Linked DNA regions of Homo sapiens: region 1 is linked to region 2. The links are chromatin loops, found by intact Hi-C in ENCODE. Cell type or tissue: heart right ventricle. All regions are shown on one strand. Links, peaks and the distances in the headings refer to the core of each region. The heading gives the core; the rest is flanking DNA. Region 1 overlaps DOP1B (DOP1 leucine zipper like protein B). Region 2 overlaps CBR3-AS1 (CBR3 antisense RNA 1).

Region 1 (9,981 bases), core at 5,272-7,771, 82 kb before region 2:
CGAGACCAGCCTGACCAACATGGTGAAACCCTGTCTCTACTAAAAATACAAAAAAAAAAAAAAAAAAAGAAAGAAAGAAAAAAAAATTAGCCAGGCATGGTGGTGCATGCCTGTAATCCCAGCTACTCAGGAGGCTGAGGCAGGAGAATCACTTGAACCCGGGAGGCGGAGGTTGCAGTGAGCCGAGATTGCACCACTGCACTCCAGCTTGGGTGACAGAGCGAGACTCTGTCTCAAAAAAAAAAAAAAAAAAAAAAAGATTAAGATAAATACAGGATAAGAAAAAACAAGAACTGGCTAAATACAGACATTTGTCCTTTTTTTCCTTCACCCTTGATCTGGAGAGGGGGGTGTCTGGAGCTTATTCCTTTGGTTTCAACTTCTCGAACAGCGTTAGCTTATAACTGTCTTTGAAGTGAGCTTGCTAGGCAGAGGAAAACTTGTTCTTCTTTTCTTTCTTTTTTTTTTGAGATGGAGTCTCACTCTTTTGCCCAGGCTGGAGTGCAGTGGTGTGATCTTGGCTCACTGCAACCTCTGCCTCCTGGGTTCATGCCATTCTCCTGCCTCAGCCTCCCGAGTAGCTGGGATTACAGGCCCCTGCCACCATGCCTGGCTTATTTTTTGTATTTTTAGTAGAGATGGGGTTTCACCGTGTTAGCCAGGATGGTCTCGATCTCTTGACCTCACGATCTGCCTGCCTCAGCCTCCCAAAGTGCTGGGATTACAGGGGTGAGCCACCGTCCAGCCCTTCTTTACTTTTTAACCCTTGTCTTGCCACATTCTGGGCCTTGGTTTTTACTTCTTAGACTAGGTCACTACAACCTTCTTATAGCCTTGTCTGTTACTTTTCTTGGAATGAATGAATGCAGTACTTCTTCTTATTATTATTTTTAAATTTCTGCCTCAAGCTAAACAAACTCACTCAAAGTTTGCAAACCATCCCTTAGAAAATTGTGAAGTCATTAAATACAGCTATTGTAGGAAGTAATGTTAGTTCATAAAATGCATTAGATATTAATCACTGAAGTTTAATTGACTCATCAGGCTTATTTAGTTTTTCTTTTCTTTCCTAATTTCTACCTATATTCTTTTATGTTTGTGTTAAAGATGCCTCTGGAAGTTCTCTGAACTGAAAGGTTTATTTCTTCTTCATTTCTGATAATCTGATTAACAAGATTTTATAGTCTAAAAGAATCTTAGAGCACAGATAGAAAATAAACCACTTACCTTGTAGTTGAAGGTTCACAAATAAGTTATTTTATTTATTTATTTATGTATTTATGAATGACAGTCTCTCTCTGTCACCCAGGCTGGAGTGCAGTGGCACCATCTCAGCTCACTGCAATCTCTACCTCCCGGGTTCAAGAGATTCTCCTGCCTCAGCCTCCTGAGTAGCTGGGATTACAGGCATGTACCACCACGCCCGGCTAATTTTTGTATTTTTAGTAGAGACGGGGTTTCACCATATTGGCCAGGCTGGTCTTGAACTCCTGACCTCAGGTGATCCACCTGCCTCAGCCTCCCAAAATGCTAGGATTACAGTTGTGAGCCACCGTGCCTGGCCAACTTTCCTTTTTTAATAACAAAACAATCTGGTTTTTCAGTGAAAACAGCAAACCCACTCCCTAATAGTTCTAAATGCTAGATCACTAGGTCCTTAAATTGCCGAAGTCCTCACAATTTACAAAGTACCATTTGCATCTAACAAAACCCCCTAGTGGGCCTCAGTCTCTCAGCTATCACTGCTGAGGTCCAGTCCCCCCACCCATTCCTCCCTCACCCTCGGGTCCTGTGCAGGCTGCTCACCGGCCGAGTTCTCCTGCTTGAGGCAGTGGATGGAGGTTCTCTGGGTTTTTGGCTGCAGCAGCAGCAGGAGCACGGGTTCGAGGATGCGAGCCACGTCCCCGAGGGAGAGCGCACGCACCAGCCAGCCCTGGGCTGCCGCACCGATGGCACCATCCGTGCAGGCCAGGCTGTCCAGCACGACAAACAAGGACCTGCAGTGGGAAACACACCAGTGAGTTCACTCGCAGCCACCCCTGTGCGCCAGGCACCGTGGCAGACACTGGGCATAGGGCGTCACCCAACACAGGTACCCTAGGACCTCCACCCAAGCTGGACTTCCAGACCCAAGTAGATGAGCACAATGGGGACTCAACTTTGGTTTCGCGTTGGAATCACCAGTGGGAGCATTTAAAATCCCAATGCTCAGGCCTCACCCCAAATGGGTTATATATCTGAGTCTGGGCCTGGGCCTCAGGCATCAGAATCAGCTGGTGTCTCTAAGGCCGAGTGCCTGGCCTCACACCTAGAGTTTCAGAGGCACTCGGGAAAAACAATGTGGAATACAATGGGCTGCAATCAAGTTCACCTCTTAAGCATGAGACAGTGATGGGACAAGCACACACACCAAGTATGGTCACTGCTCCAGGGGAGGTCTAGGCCATCTGACCTCCCTGCAAAGTCCCCTCATAGGGGCATGCCGTAAAAGCTGCACAGGTGATCCCGGGGCATGCCAGGATTCCTCACATCCCAACCAAATTAAGAAAATTCCTAACATGTGTTCACATGTGTCTGGCCTAAATTCACTTAGGGGTTTATGGGAACCACTGGCTGTGCTCGGAGGGGTCATGTGCAGGGGTCAGCTTTTCTTTGTTTGAGATGGAGTTTCGCTCTTGTCACCCAGGCTGGAGTGGAGTGGCGCAGTCTCGGCTCACTGCAACCTTTGCCTCCCGGGTTCAAGTGATTCTACTGCCTCACCATCCCAAGTAGCTGGGATTACAGGTGCCCACCACCACGCCCAGCTAATTTTTGTATTTTTGGTAGAGATGGGGTTTCACCATGTTGGCCAGGCTGGTCTCTAACTCCAGGCCTCAAGTGATCTGCCCGCCTCGGCTTCCCAAAGGGCTGGGATTACAGGCGTGAGCCACCACACCCGGTCATATGGGTTCATGTTTTCAACTGCACGCTCCTCTCCCTCCCCAGCCCCACACGTTGGGCAGGCACCTCTGTGGAGTTTCCTCGTGAGTTAACGGTAGATCATAACGAAGGCCGCCTCACCTATCAAAGGAGCGATTGTGAGATGTTACTCGACTGCCTTGGATCTCTCTTGTCAGATGCCAGATCACGGAAAATCTAAACAGAGCTTCCAGCCTTGTTCCCTTGATGAGGAGATACATGGGAGTGAGGAACTTGGTTTTGTAACTGACCACTGTCTTCAGTCACCATAAACCCCATTTAAACAATAGATCAAAGACTTCAGCAGAACTGACAGCAACCACAGCAAAGACGCTGCATTCTCCTTTGACTGATTCGGCCAGAAGGAAAAGGAGAACCTGCATCCTCTCTCTCTGATTGTTCACTTTAACACAGCGGCACATTCAGAACTCAGTATTAGAGTCCAGGGTCACCCCTGTGGTCTGCAGCCAAAGGAAAACACAAAGGAGCATGGCTTCCTTGCAAGTGTCAGGCCCAAGTGTCTTAAAGAACGAGGAGACACAACAGACTGGAAAGGAGACCCAGGACGATAAATTCTCAATAAAATATATTCTTTTAAAAAAATTGGTTTATTATTATTTTTATTTATTTATTTTTTGAGACGGAGTCTTGCTCTGTCACCCAAACCAGAGTGCAGTGGCGCGATCTCGGCTCACCGCAACCTCCGCCTCCCAGATTCAAGTGGTTCTCCTGCCTCAGCCTCCCGAGTAGCTGGGATTACAGGCATGTGCCACCATGCCCGGCTAATATTGTATTTTTAGTACAGACAGGGTTTCACCATGTTGCCCAGGCTGGTCTCAAACTCCTGACCTCAGGTGATCCGCCTGCTTTGGCCTCCCAAAGTGCTGGAATTACAGGCGTGAGTCACTGCACCTGGCCTTATTTATTTATTTATTTTTGGTAGAGATGGATCTCACTATGTTGCCCAGGCAGGTCTTGAACTCCTGGCCTCAATTTCTCCCACCTCAGCCTCCCAAAATGCTGGGATTACGGGTGTGAGCCACCACGCCCTGCTTCAATAAGTTCTTAAAGGGACAATAAATTCCCTACAACTGCCTATTTTGCCAACACCTGCAGAAGCCCTGCAAGTCCTTCCAGCAAGTTTGGGCAGGTTTCCCTGGTGAGCCTCAATATGGTCACAAACCACATTTCCAGGGCTGTAAAAAGAATGGCTCATGCTTCTAGTGGCCTTCCAGTACTGAAATCCTAGAACACCTCTGCTTATTTTATTAATCACGATGTCCACTCAGCCCCAGAAAGACTTCGACCGAATGGATGTCAGTTGGCTAAGGGCACGTACAGCAGGGGCCGGGGTGCTGCAGGATGGAGGTGGCGGCCAGAAAGGCTCACCTTGTCAGGGTCCAGGAGGGCATGGCAGATGATGTCCTCGCAGATGTTGGCCGTAGGGGCCAGGCAGTGCAGCCGGTAGAACAATTCTACGCAGGTGACGTGATGCTCCCGGGTCTCTTTGTTCAGCTGATTCCAAAGCACACGAGCCACCCTCTGGGACAAGGAAAAGGCAGGCGGTGGGGGACCAGGTCAACACAGGCAACATCCGCTCACATCCTCACTCAGTCAGTCCCAGCCCCGACATACTGGATCTCACCTATACTTGCCATGTGAGAATCCTCCATGCTCAGAGACAAATCACCAACAAATAAAGCAAGAAACCTACCAAAGGCTGGGAGCGGTGGCTCATGCCTGTAATCCCAGCACTTTGGGAGGTCGAAGTGGGGCAGATCACCTGAGGTCAGGAGTTCAAGACCAGCCTGGTCAACATGGCAAAACCCCAACTCTACTAAAAATACAAAAATTAGCCAGGTGTGGCGGCGGGCACCTGTAATCCCAGCTACTTGGGAGGGTGAGGCAGGAGAATCACTTGAATCCAGGAGGCGGAGGTTGCAGTGAGCTGAGATCCTGAGATCATGCAACTACACTCCAGCCTGGGCAATAGAGTGAGACTCTGTCTCAAAAAAAAAAAAAAAAAGAAAAAGAAAAAGAAAAAAGAAAAAAAGGAAAAACCCACCAAAGTCATCCAGGCAGCAGGCAATGTTATAGGAGGTCAAACCTGGAGGTTTCTGGCCGACTAAGAACACTGCAGCTCTTGCCTCAACCTCAACATTACTTTCAGAAAGAGAATTAACTGGAAACTGGACCAAAGGGGTTGAAGCATTCTTTCAACAGGCAGGTGCCGAGCAGGCACTGGGGAATGCACAGATGTACCCTCTGGGGAGTTTGGTGAATTTACAGTGGTTGTCAAGATCACTCATTCTGGGGTTCAGCTCCACAGCACTTGGTCACCTCTGGGGTCTGCTCGAATTGGTTACCACGCAGCATGGATAAAGAGCCACGCCTACCAGCTTTAATTCCACTAACTTGACTCTTCCCTTTTCCCTGCACAACGCTGTGGCAGGTGCCTGCCTCACTTTCAAAACACTATTATACCCCCAAATCGTGTCCTCCATCTTCCCAGCCCTGAACTGAGCTCATTAAACATGCATGGTCTGCAAAGGGCTACAGCCCCTTGCCAAGTGGCAGGGAGCAGGAGCCAGTGTGCCTGCCCCAACAAGGGTGAGACCCAGAAGGAGGGCTGGTCCCCACTTCCGGGAGGGAAATTTCTAAATTTCTAAAGACATTCTTATACTTCATAGACTATATGAAGTTTATATCTCATAGACTGGAGTATTTTAGGCATAACTTAGATCAAATAACTTCTTTGGCCCATTTATTTCTACTCAACAAAACCGTCTTTCTCTGCATAGATCAAGTTAACCACTGACTGGCTCAAACTCCTAACCATTATTTTGTTACTTTTTCTCTAAGGGAAAGTGATTTCCAACAATCACATTACAATTGAATTCTGATATATAACTTTTTGACTACGTAGACCGCCCCCCCCCCGACTTCCTTGCTGTCACTATGGCAAATATATATGCAAGAGACTCCCTTCCGGAAGGTTTAAAAAATTTTTTTGCAAGGTTTTTGAGAGTTGATGCCGATCACAAATCCATACCTACTCCCTCATATATATTTTTTTGAGGCAGGGTCTCACTATGTGCCCCAGGCTGGAGTGCAGTGGCACGATGTCAACTCACTGCAACCTCTGCCTCCTTGGCTCAAGTGATCCTCCCACCTCAGCCTCCCAAGTAGCTGGGACTACAGGTGTGTGCCACCATGCCAGGTTAATTTTTGTATTTTTTTTTTTTAGACATGGGATTTTGCCGTGTTGGCCAGACTGGTCTCGAACTCCTGAGCTCAAGCAAGCAGCCCTCAGCCTCCTAAAGTGCTGGATGCTGGGATTACAGGCGTGAGCCACCGAGCCGGGCCTTCCTTCACATGTTTAAACCTTACTCTACTCCTCTGTTCTGGGTGTTGTCTTAGTTATCTGAAATCTGCCAACACTACCTGATAAGAAAGGTCAGGGCACCCTTGGGCTATCTGACCTTTTCTTGTTTGCACTGTGGGAAGCAGGAACTCTGGTATGTGAGCTGTTCCCGCAGGATTAAAAAAAGGCTGAAAGATCAGACAACAGCCCTGTCTGGAGTCTGAGAATTGGGGGCACGTCCTGGCTATGGGTAAGGTTGCTGTGTCTCTAGTTCCAGCATCTGCAACAGGGACAGGCACTAGCTGCCGCTGTCCTCAACTCTCAAGAACTGTACAGTACATAAAAGTGTGCTCCAAGGAATAAATCTTGGTACTCTACTGCACAGTAGGGTGACTACTGCTAACAATAATGCATTGTGTATTTCAAATTGCTAGAAGAGAGGGTTCTGAATGTTTTCACAACAAAGAAATGATAAATGCTTAAGGTGATGGGTATGCTAATTACCATGATTTGATCATCATACAATGTATAAATGTGTCAGAATATCAAATTGTACCCATATATATATACAATATTACATGTCAATAAAAAAAGTATGCTCTTGGCCGGGTGCGGTGGCTCACGCCTGTAAGGCACTTTGGGAGGCTGAGGTGGGAGGATCACTTGAAGTCAGGAGTTTGAGACCAGCGTGGCCAATATGGTAAAACCCCGTCTCTACTAAAAATACAAAAATTAGCCAGGTGTGAGGGCGCACATCTGTAGTCCCAGCTACCAGGGAAGCTGAGGCAGGGGAATCGCTTGAATTCAGGAGGCAGAGGCCAAGATCATGCCATTGCACTCCAGCCTGGGCAACAGAGCAAGACTCTGTCTCAAGGAAAAAAAAAAAAGAAAAGTATGCTCTAGTGCCAGGCAAATGGTAAGTACTTGAATATGTACTACATGAAAATGAAAGTAAAAATCAAGGCTTCAGTAAGAACTTGGAAAAGCTTCCCTCACTGCCCCAAAATAAAAGGAATGTATTTAATGCTGCCACTTTTATTCTATGAGTACCTTTCCAAAGATTCATGATCTCAATTCTTTCTTCTTTTTTCTCCCCTGTGCCTATATATAGTGTAAATATGCCAAATTTTCTGATCTCTGATCTATGTAGGGCCAAGATGACACTTGCTTAATCACTGCTGCTTATAGCGGTTCCAGTCCTGGTTTCAAGTTCTGTCTATTCAAGATCTAATGTGACTCAACTCTAGCAGGAAGAAGAAATGTGGTACAAAAGTCAATAAGCAGCTGGGCACGGTGGCTCACACCTATAATTCTGGCACTTTGGGAGGCTGAGGCGGGCCTCCCAAACTCCTGAGGTCAGGAGTTTGAGACCAGCCTGGCCAATGCGGTAAAACCCCATCTCTACTAAAAATACAAAAATTAGCCAGGTGTGGTGGCAGGTGCCTGTAGTCCCAGCTACTCGGGAGGCTGAGGCAGGAGAATTGCTTGAACATGGGAGGCAGAGGTTGCAGTGAGCCGAGATCGTGCCACTGCACTCCAGCCTGGGTGACAGAGCGGGACTCCGTCTCAACAACAACAACAAAAAAAGTCAATGAGCAATTAAGTAAAAGCTCCCCCAGGACCTGACACCGTAGATGGTGTCCCACATGGAACCAAAGCTGAGCGGTGTGAGGAGTTCCACAGACAGACCCTCTCCCAAGCAACACAACCATAACTGGTGAAAATTATTTTAAAACCAACAACAACCAACCATTTAGAGTCTGGAAATTATCCAAAGGACATTCAGGAAATAAAGAAACATTTATTCCGGAAAACCTACGACATTTCGGTCAAAGCAGCAAGAGTCATGGCACTTGAGCCATGACCTGCTCATCATCTCCTTCCTTCCCCAGCTTAGCTCCATGGAAACGTCACTATCCACTCTGGTGCATGTGGCCAAGCAAAAGGGTGCTCTCTTTCCCCAGCTCCCAGTCAAGGGCTTTTGCACCTCCTGGGAGGGGCAGGCCACCAGCACGTCACCTTCCCACCCCTCTGCTGGATGTGGCAGAGGCTAAATCCAGGTGAGTGCAGTGGAGGAGTCATGGGCTCCCTGCCTCCACCCAGACCCCACTCCCAGGCAGGGGTTCCACTCAGTCCTGGCAGGCCCAGAATACTGGGGCCCCAGTTGCTCTCACTGTAGCTTTCCTGGAGGGTGAAAGTTACATGCTGGGAGAGGAAGACCAAAGGCTACTGCCTCTGCCCAGTGCCCTATAGAATATCACTCTCAGAGAAGTGGGCCACTGCCCCCATCCCCAGCAATACGGTTCTGAGTTTTGCTCAGGGGGAGAAGGAGGCCATAAGAAGAGTGTTCCCAGTGGGAAATACCTGATAGAAATCTGTTTTCTCTGCAATGACTTTCAATATCCCTGGAGCAATGGGAGGAACCGTCACCATCTGCAGCTTGCCAAAAAAAGGGTTGTGTCCAGAGCTCTTATAGCGTTTCATCTTGTCTTCAATGACAAGCGCCAGGGACTGGGAATGGTTTATCACTTCCAGCAGAGTGGAAATGGCCACGTTCTGGAGGTAGCAGTCAGTCACACAGCAGCAAATAGTCATGAGGGACTTCAGCCAAGATGGAAAACTGGAATCACCGGCTCCTGAAAGGAAGCCAGCCGGAGAGGCAGAAACAAGCAGAACCACGTGAGAATGGGTCCCCAGTCTGCAGATTCTACAGCACCCTAGATCTGGGAAGTTACCTGAGAAATCCACCTGGACAGCAGTGCGCTAACCTCCCGCTGGTGAGACTTATTTGGAAATAAGGTCCTTACAGAGGTAATCAAATTAAGATGAGGTTGTTAGGGTGGGCCCTAATCCAATATGACTGGTGTCCTTGTAAGAGGGACATGTCAAGGGAAGACAGGACATACAGAGGACACCCTGTGAAGACAAAGGCAGAGACGGGACTGATGCAGCTGCAAGGTGAGGAGCCCTCCAAGGGTTGCCGGCCAGCACCAGAAGCTGAAGAGGCCAAAAAGTATTCCATCCAGGGTCTCAGAGGAGGAGTATGGCTCTGCTGACACCTTGATCTTGGACTTCTGGCTTCCAGAACTATGAGACAAATTTCTCAGTTTATGGTACTTTGTTAGAGGAGCCCTAGCAAACCAATATATAAAATATTGGCCAGGCACGGTGGCTCATGCCTGTAATCCCAGCACTTTGGGAGGCCAAGGCGGGCAGATCATATGAGGCCAGGAGTTTGAGACCAGCCTGGCCAACATGGTGAAACCCCATCTCTACTAAAAATATGAAAATTAGGGGGCCAGGTGCAGTGGCTCACGCCTGTAACCCCAGCACTTTGGGAGGCCTAGGCGGGTGGATCGCGAGGTCAAAAGATTGAGACCATCCTGGCCAACATGGTGAAACCCTGTCTCTACTAAAAATACAAAAATTAGCTGGGTGTGGTGGCGTGTGCCTGTAACCCCAGATACTTGGGAGGCTGAGGTAGGAGAATCACTTGAACCCGGGAGGCGGAGGCTGTAGTGAGCCAAGATCGCGCCACTGCACTCCAGCCTGGCGACAGAGCAAGACGCTGTCTCAAAAAAAAAAAAAAAAAAAATTAGCTGGGCGTAGTGGCACGTGCCTGTAGTCCCAGCTACTGGGGAAGCTGAGGCAGAAGAATC
Region 2 (7,963 bases), core at 1,530-4,029:
TTCTACCTGGACAGAGCTTATCACGTGGACTGTGGCTCAGGAAGGAGACCTTGACGTCAACCTTAGAAAGCATTCATATCTCCAGACAATCACCAGCCCCTGCCTGCCATCCTCTCGAGCGCTGGGACCTAGACGGTCCAGTCCGACCGCTTCAGGGTAGGACGCACCTGGAGGGTGCGCGGTAGGCAGTGCTCACCTGAGCACAGGCCCTGTCCCCACCCAGCTGTGGCTCCAGCCAACCCGAAGTGGGCCACTTGTGGATGAAGGCTGTCATTTCTGCAGTGGCCTCGCTCCTTTTAACTCCCGAGCGTCCTTTAGAAATGTTCAGACCAGGTCTGGAGTTCGTGAAGGCGAGGCAGTGGTCAATGAGCTTGGGAGGTGGGGGAGGTCATGAGCACCTGGAAGTTGTTTAGAACACTTTGTGTATATGCATGTTTCTAGGGGAGGGGTATATTATCAGCTTCCAAAGTGGATCTATCACTTCCCTGGAAACACTAAGAATATTTTAATAGCTTGGGATGCTGGACCTGTGGCCCAGCCAGGCTGCTGATTCTGATTTTGTCTCCATTTGGCATATACCAAGTGCCCCAGATGTAAATCCTCTCATGGTCAATTTGAGGAATGGTCTTAAGATAGAAGCAGAGAGAAACGAAAAGATTGAGCCATAGTTAGCAGGAAAAAAAATTAATTTCATGAAAATTGATTTCCTAATGAGAATATGATAAACTGGTTTTACAAAAGCAGCAAACAAAACCAGCAAAAACCAAAAAACAACAAAAAAAAAACAAGAAGATGGCAAGCAGGTGAGTTTTTTTTTTTTTTAGGTTCTTCAAATCCTAGTCACACTCAACACTGCACTGAACAGAGATGAAAGAACTGCTTTACACTTAACATTGAAAAAAGAAGTAGTCTGTTTGTGCCAAAGCCACCATGCACATACAATCTGTGCCTTGTATTCATATACCACCTATCTGTAAAGGATTCCAGGTGTGTGTGCGTGTGGGGGGGTTTAATTTAATTTTGACAAATTCATTTGTAAATCATAATTTAAAAAACTCAATTTATAATTGACAGTATACTGTCAATTACTGTATACTGTATACAATATACTGATACTGACAGGATTGACAGTAAATGTACAACATTGAGATTTGAGTATTCTGGCCGAGCGCAGTGGCTCACGCCTGTAATCCCAGCACTTTGGGAGGCCGAGGCAGGTGGATCACCTGAGGTCAGGAGTTCGAGACCAGCCCGACCAATATAGTGAAACCCTGTCTCTACTAAAAATACAAAAATTAGCTGGGTGTAGTGGTGTGCACCTGTAGTCCCAGCTACTGGGGAGGCTGAGACAGGAGGATTGCTTGAACCTGGGAGACAGAGGTTGCAGTGAGCCTTGATCACACCACTGCACTCCAGCCTGAGTGACAGAGTGAGACTCCATCTCAAAAAAAAAAAAAAAATTGCATATTCTGACAAGAAATATGTTTTCTTGGATCAAGTTGTCTTGTCACAACTTAAAAGTCTACTTAGCTACTTTCATCAGTTTAAGACATGCAGAAACGGTCAGGGTCCTTTCATAATAATACTCAAACCAAGTAAAGCATTTCAACTTTAATTTAAACCGGAACTTTAATCCTTACCCCTCTTGACAGTAAAGAAGGCATTATAAATCAGAACCCACTGCATTATCTGGCTCAGGCTGATCACCCAGTAGAGAGATTGGCCAAGTAAATTCATTCTTAGTTTTGATATGCAGATATTGGTGACCCTCTAAGCCAGTGTCTTCTTTTTTCTTTCTTTTTTTTTTTTTTTGAGATGGAGTCTAGCTCTGTTGCCCAGGCTGGAGTGCAGTGGTGTGATCTTGGCTCACTACAACCTCCGCCTCCCAGGTTCAAGCGATTTTTCTGCCTCAGCCTCCTGAGTAGCTGGGATTACAGCTGTGCGCCACCATGCCCAGCTAATTTTTTGTATTTTTAGTAGAGATGGGGTTTCACCATGTTGGTCAGGCTGGTCTTGAACTCTTGCCCTCAAGTAATCTGCCAGCCTCGGCCTCCCAAATTGCTGGGATTACAGGCGTGAGCCACCGCACCAGGCCTAAGCCAATGTCTTCTATAAACTAACTTCTACTCCACCCATCTTGGTAATAACCACTGTTCTCTGTTGGCTTCTGCCTCCTTTCTCAAAACATCCATTCCCTTTGCCCTCCCCATGTTCTTAGTGGAGAAGTCCTGTGCAGTTTCTATACTTGATACCGCATCCACTTTGCAGTTGACTTGAAATAACAACTAAACCTTTGTCATTGACACCTGTTTCGTCTCCACACTGCATCCTTCTTCAGATTCTTGGTCTGTCACAATCCTTGTTGCTGTTCAGTAGGTGAAGGCAAAGTCAAAGGGTTGAGTCTAAAGCTGATATTGTATGTGGGTGTACCACACATGCAACAGTCTAGAAAAATCTATCACAAGGCTGGGCCTGGTGGCTCATGCCTGTAATCCCAGCTACTCGGGAGGCTGAGGCAGGAGAATCACTTGAACCCAGGAGGGGGAGGTTGCGGTGAGCTGAGGTGGCGCCACTGCACTCCAGCCTGGGCAACAAGAGTGAAACTCCATTTCAAAAAAAAGAAAAATGTTTCACAGAAAAGCTGATGTGGAAAGAACCACTGGCTCCCTCTGGTGTCTAAAAAAAACACATTGTATTAGCCAGGTGTGATGGCATGCACCTGTACTCCCAGGTACTTGGGAGGCTGAGGCAGGAGGATCACTTGAACCCGGGAGTTGGAGGTTGCAGTGAGCTGAGATCATGTCACTGCACTCCATCCTGGGCAACAGAGTAAGACTCTGTCTCAGAAAACAACAAAAACAATATAAAACAAACAAAAAACACATTGTATGAGATAATCCATTTAAAATATGCTGCATTGAAACCATGCTTCATTTCTCTATGGAAAAGTTCACATATAGGCTAACTTGGGGATCTATTAATAATAACCATATGACTTATACTTTAAGCATAATCTAATTTACACTTAGATTTAATGTATCATCTCCCTTAGTTCTTACACCAAGAGAGTTACTACTCTCTAGACTCATCAGTGAAGCTGGACCTGCCAAGCACTGGAGACCACAGGACTTTGTAGTCAGTCCTAGATATGATCCTGGCTTTAGCTCTGAGATCTTGGGCAAGTTAATTAACCTCTCCAAACCTTTATTTCTTCGTTCGAAATATGACAAATATGACATTGATTCCTACCTTAAAGGATACAGTGGTTTCAATGTGTCCCCTAAAGTCATGTGTTAGAAACATAATCCCCAAGGCAACAGTGTTGCAAAGTGGAACCTTTAAGATCATGAGTGAAGACTCTGCCCTCATAAATGGATTAATACCTTTATCAGGGGAGTGGATTCCTGATAGAAGGATGAGTTTAGTTTGCACCTTGTGAGCATTCTCTTGCCCTTCTGCCTTCTGCCATGGTAGAACACACAAGCAGGCCCTTGCCAGATGCTAGTGCCATGCTTTTGGACTTCCCAGCCTCCAGAATTGTGAGAAATAAACTTACTTTTTTTTTTTTTTTTTTTTTGAGACAAGTGACAGAGTCTCTGTTGCTTAGGCTGGAGTGAAGTGGCATGATCATAGCTCACTGCAGCCATAAACTCCTGGGCACAAGTGATACTCCCACCTCAACTTACCAAGTAGGTAGAACTAAAGGTGAGCATGATCACACTTGGTCAATTTTTATTTTTTGTAGAGATAGGGTTTCTCTATGTTGCCCAGGCTGGCATTGAACTCCTGGCCTTAAGTGATGCTCCCACTTTGGCTTCCCAAAGTTATAGGATTATTGGCATGAGCTACTGTGCACAGGCAAATTTACTTTCTTTATAAATTACCTAGTTTGTGATATTCCATTATAGTAACACAAAATGAACTAAGGCAAAGGACTATAGTCAGAATTACCTAAAACCATGTTGGGAAAGCATTAAGCAGGACATATGGTCTAATTTGCCATAGGTTCTCAATTCATGATTTTTTTCTCCTTTTGATTCCAAGCCCAATTGTTTTTTTTCCTACAGCATAGGGTGAACCCCCAACATCGGAGGCAGGTCTCAGTTAATTTAGAAAGTTTATTTTGCCAAGGTTGAGGATGGGCAACCATGACACAGCCTCAGGAGGTTCTGAGAACTTCTGCCCAAGGTGGTCAGGGCACAGCTTGGTTTTATACATTTTAGGGAGACATGAGACATCAATCAATATGTGTAAGATGTACATTGGGCCAATCCAGAAAGGTGGGACAGCTCCAGGTGAAGGCAGGACAGCTGGAAGCCTGGAGGGGACTTCCAGGTCATAGGTAGGTAAGAGAAAAATGGTTGCATTCTTTTGAGTTTCTGATGAGCCTCTCCAAATGAGGCAATCAGATATGCATTTATCTCAGTGAGCAGAGTGGTGACTTTGAATAGAATGGAAGGCAAGTTTGCCCTAAGCAGTTCCCAGCTTAACTCTTCCCTTTAGCTTAGTGATTTTGGGGCCCCAAGATTTATTTTCCTTTCACAATACTATAAAACATGTTAATGCACTTCTATTAGTTAGGTTCCTTTTGATTGCAAGCAACAACTACCCAATTCAATATAGCTTATGAAAAAGAAAATATATTTTAAGGATACAAGGGTATCTTGGAGCATCTCTGAGAATTCAAGATTTCAGGAATGATCTGAGGACAGGGAAGGGAGTTTCTCTTTGGGCCACTTCTTTTCTTTTCTTTTTTTTTTTTTTTTTCCCCAAGACAGGGTCTCGCTTTGTCATCCAGGCTGGAGTGTACTGATACAAACACGGCTCACTGTAAACACCTCCCAGGCTCAAGCAATCCTCCTGCCCCAGCTCCCCAAGTAGCTGGGACTACAGGCATGTACTGCCACACCTGGCTAATTTTTGTATTATTCTGTAGAGACAGGGTATCACCATGTTACCCAGGCTGTTCTCAAACTCATGAGCGCAAGCCATCCACCTGCCTTGATCTCCCAAAGTGCTGGGATTGTGCTGGCAGGAGCCACCACACCTGGCTTAAATGCTCCTCTTGATGGTTGGCCTCTTTCTCTGGCAATGGCTGGCTCCCTCTGCTCCTCAGGCACAGGGGGTGAGATGCACAGTAACAACTCTGATCCAATCCAGCTGGTTCTTTTTAGAGGAAAAACCTATAGCTGGAGCAGTCAACAGAGGCAAGGTCACCTTGTGGCAGCTGCAGCTGCAAACATGGGAAGGAAGCAGGGGGCAGGGGAGGGCAGGAGATCATATTTTGGAAGAGGGTGCTGGGCAGACCATCCAATAAGGGCTAATGGCAGCCCTTCTCTAAGAATGAGAAATGTCATTCTGACCAGCAGTTGACAGTTAAGGGTCATCCAAATGAGCTACATGCTTATCCTAAAAGGATTGGCTAGAGACAAAAGAGGAAGTGGGTTACACACTTATCCAAAAAGGATTGGTTAGAGACAAAAGAGGAAGAAGAAATAAAAGGGACTGGCTCATTTCTTCTGAACTTCCTGTCTGTAACTTTGTCAGGCAGAGCCTGAAGTGCTCTGTGGTTCCTGGGCTATTGCCCGGCATTAGCAGGACTGGAGTTTGGCTGCAGAGGGAGGCGAGAGTACAAAAGATACTCGGGAAGCTGATTGAAAGCCATTAAATTGTTTTTAGAGCCAGGAAAGGAGACATTAAAATGTCTTAGGAGCTGTAGCCTGAGATGAATACCATAAGAGCATGTTGGATTTAATCAGTGACATACAAATAGGCTAAAGGAAGTTTTTGTTGTTGTTTTAGGCTTTTTTTTGAGACAGGGTCTTGTCCTGTCACTCAGGCTGAAGTGCAGTGGCGCAATCATGGCTCACTGCAGCCTTGACCTCCCAGGTTGAAGTGATCCTCCCAACCTCAGCCTCTGAGTAGCTGGGACTACAGGTGTGCACCTCGTCTGCCTGATCTTTTTGAATTTTTGTAGAGAGGGGTCTCGCTATGTTGTCCAGGCTGGTCTCAAACTTCTGGGCTCAAGCAACCCGCCTGCCTTGGCCTCCCAAAATGCTGGGATTATAGGCATGAGCCACTCCATCTGGCCTCAAGATGTTAAATGCAGTCTAGGTGGGATTCAGACTTCCCCCTACCCCAAGTGGATGAAAAAGTGGGTGCAGGCTGTGAGAGTTAAACTGACACTTTGAGGTGCTGCCATTGTAAATCAGAGAGTTAAGAAAAACAAATAGCTACATACTGTGATGAACCAGAAATAACCAGGTCATCCTGTGCAGTTCAGTTCCCCCAAATAAAAGAAACTTGAGCATTCCCATACTTTACTGATTCCCTAAGGAAAAACGGCATTATCTCTTATGACTGCAGTGCTTACCTATGTCAGGGGATATGATGTGACATTTGTGGGTTTGATAATCAAGTGACAACATTTCTAATTTCACACAGTGAGCAGCCTATCATAAACTTGGTAACCTTGGCAAATTTGTAGTTATTTCCCTTTGGTTTTTTTCCATCTTTCAATGGATTCGTTTTCTTTTTAAGTAGAGACAGGGTCTGGCTGTGTCACCCAGAATGCTGCAGTGCAGTGGCACGACCATAGCTCACTGCAGCCTTGAACTCCTGGGTTCAACTGATCCTTCCACCTTAGCCTACCAAGTAGCTAGGACTACAGGTGTGTGCCACCATGTCTGGCTAAGTTTTGTTTGATTTGTTTGCAGACATGGAGGCCTGCTGTGTTGCCCAGGCTGGTTTCAAACACCTGACCTCAGGTGATCCTCCTGCCTCAGCCTCCCAAAGTGCTGGGATCAGAGACTTGAGCCACTGTGGCCAGCCGGAATGTAAATTCCACTGAATTTTTTTGTGTGATTAGCCTTCTTGCCGAAGCCTTGACACTCTTGCAAGCCTTTGCGAGTACATTTCTTCTATTTCAGAAGACTCCTTGCTCTCCAAGACTTTTTTCTACAAGGTGTAACCAGAAGCCAGGAGGCCTGTTGCAAAACCAATCCCATTTGAAAGCAGAGAATGTGAACTCACCTATTGTCATAATGATTATAAAAGAGGCTTTGGCTCACTCCTGTAATCCCAGCACTTTGCAAGGCCAAGGCAGGCAGATCACCTGAGGTCAGGAGTTCAAGACCAGCCTGGCCTACATGGCGAAACCCCATCTCCACTAAAAATACAAAAATTAGCCAGGCATGGTGGTGCACGCCTGTAATCCCAGCCACTCTACTCAGGAGGCTGAGGCAGGAGAATTGCTTGAACCTGGGAGGTGGAGGCTGCAGTGAGCCAAGACGGCACCACTGCACTCCAGCCAGGCGACCGAGCAAGACTCTGTCTGAAAAAAAAAAAAAAATTATGAAAGAGGGTGGGTGCGGTGGCTCATGTCTGGAATCCCAGCGTTTTGAGAGGCAAAGGAGCGAGGATCACTTTAGTTCAGGAGTGCTAGACCAACCTGGGAAACATAGTGAGACCCTGTCTCTACCAAAAATTAAATTATTTGGGCATGATGGCACATGCCTGTAGTCCCAGCTACTTAGGAGGCTGAGGTGGGAGGATCACTTGAGGTTTTAGTCATGGAAGTCTCTTGCCCTGGAGGTCGAGGCTGCAGTAACCCATGATCGTGCCACTGCACTCTAGCCTGGGCAACAAAGCAAGACACTGTCTCAAATTAAAAAAAAAAAAAAAGGCTTAGGGAGTTACTGAAGAATCACCCTGGGCTGTAGTTCACAGGGAGTGTGCATAGGTTAAGGAGAAGACATCTGCATGAGTTTCAGTAAAGAGATACAGTTGCGGTGGCTGGGCAACCTCGTAAACATTCTGGGAAGGAATGCAGAATGCAAAACCCAGCTGAAAAATCTAGAAGAAATCATGTCCCAGTTAAAGAAGATATTCCTCCTGAGTCCTTCAAGCTCTGCTACTTTGTAAGTATAAGAACCAGCCGGGTGTGGTGGCTCATGCTTGTAAT

What was found. Peaks named below come from ENCODE experiments on the same cell type or tissue, not always from the same donor. Only the 100,000 strongest peaks of a DNase experiment are listed, where the experiment ranks them.
Region 1: a loop joins it to region 2, with 2.1 times the contacts of the local background. A loop is called at or near these places in 3 of 110 quality-filtered maps.

Annotation. Positions count from the first base shown.
Region 1 is chr21:36,231,781-36,241,761 of GRCh38, reverse strand. DOP1B (DOP1 leucine zipper like protein B) reads right to left here. Exons shown (of 37, transcript NM_001320714.2): 15 at 8,687-8,958; 16 at 4,348-4,500; 17 at 3,061-3,161; 18 at 1,807-1,997. Among named protein-coding and RNA genes, the nearest start is that of DOP1B, 80 kb to the right of the region's middle. RefSeq lists an enhancer at 1,324-1,823. In heart right ventricle, for the core only: no CTCF peak of the experiment used is centred there; no DNase peak of the experiment used is centred there; H3K27ac peaks cover 1,409 bases.
Region 2 is chr21:36,147,926-36,155,888 of GRCh38, reverse strand. The region is part of intron 1 of CBR3-AS1 (CBR3 antisense RNA 1); the gene reads left to right. Among named protein-coding and RNA genes, the nearest start is that of CBR3-AS1, 4.4 kb to the left of the region's middle. RefSeq lists an enhancer at 1-539. In heart right ventricle, for the core only: a CTCF peak has its summit at 2,694 (motif pointing left); no DNase peak of the experiment used is centred there; H3K27ac peaks cover 216 bases.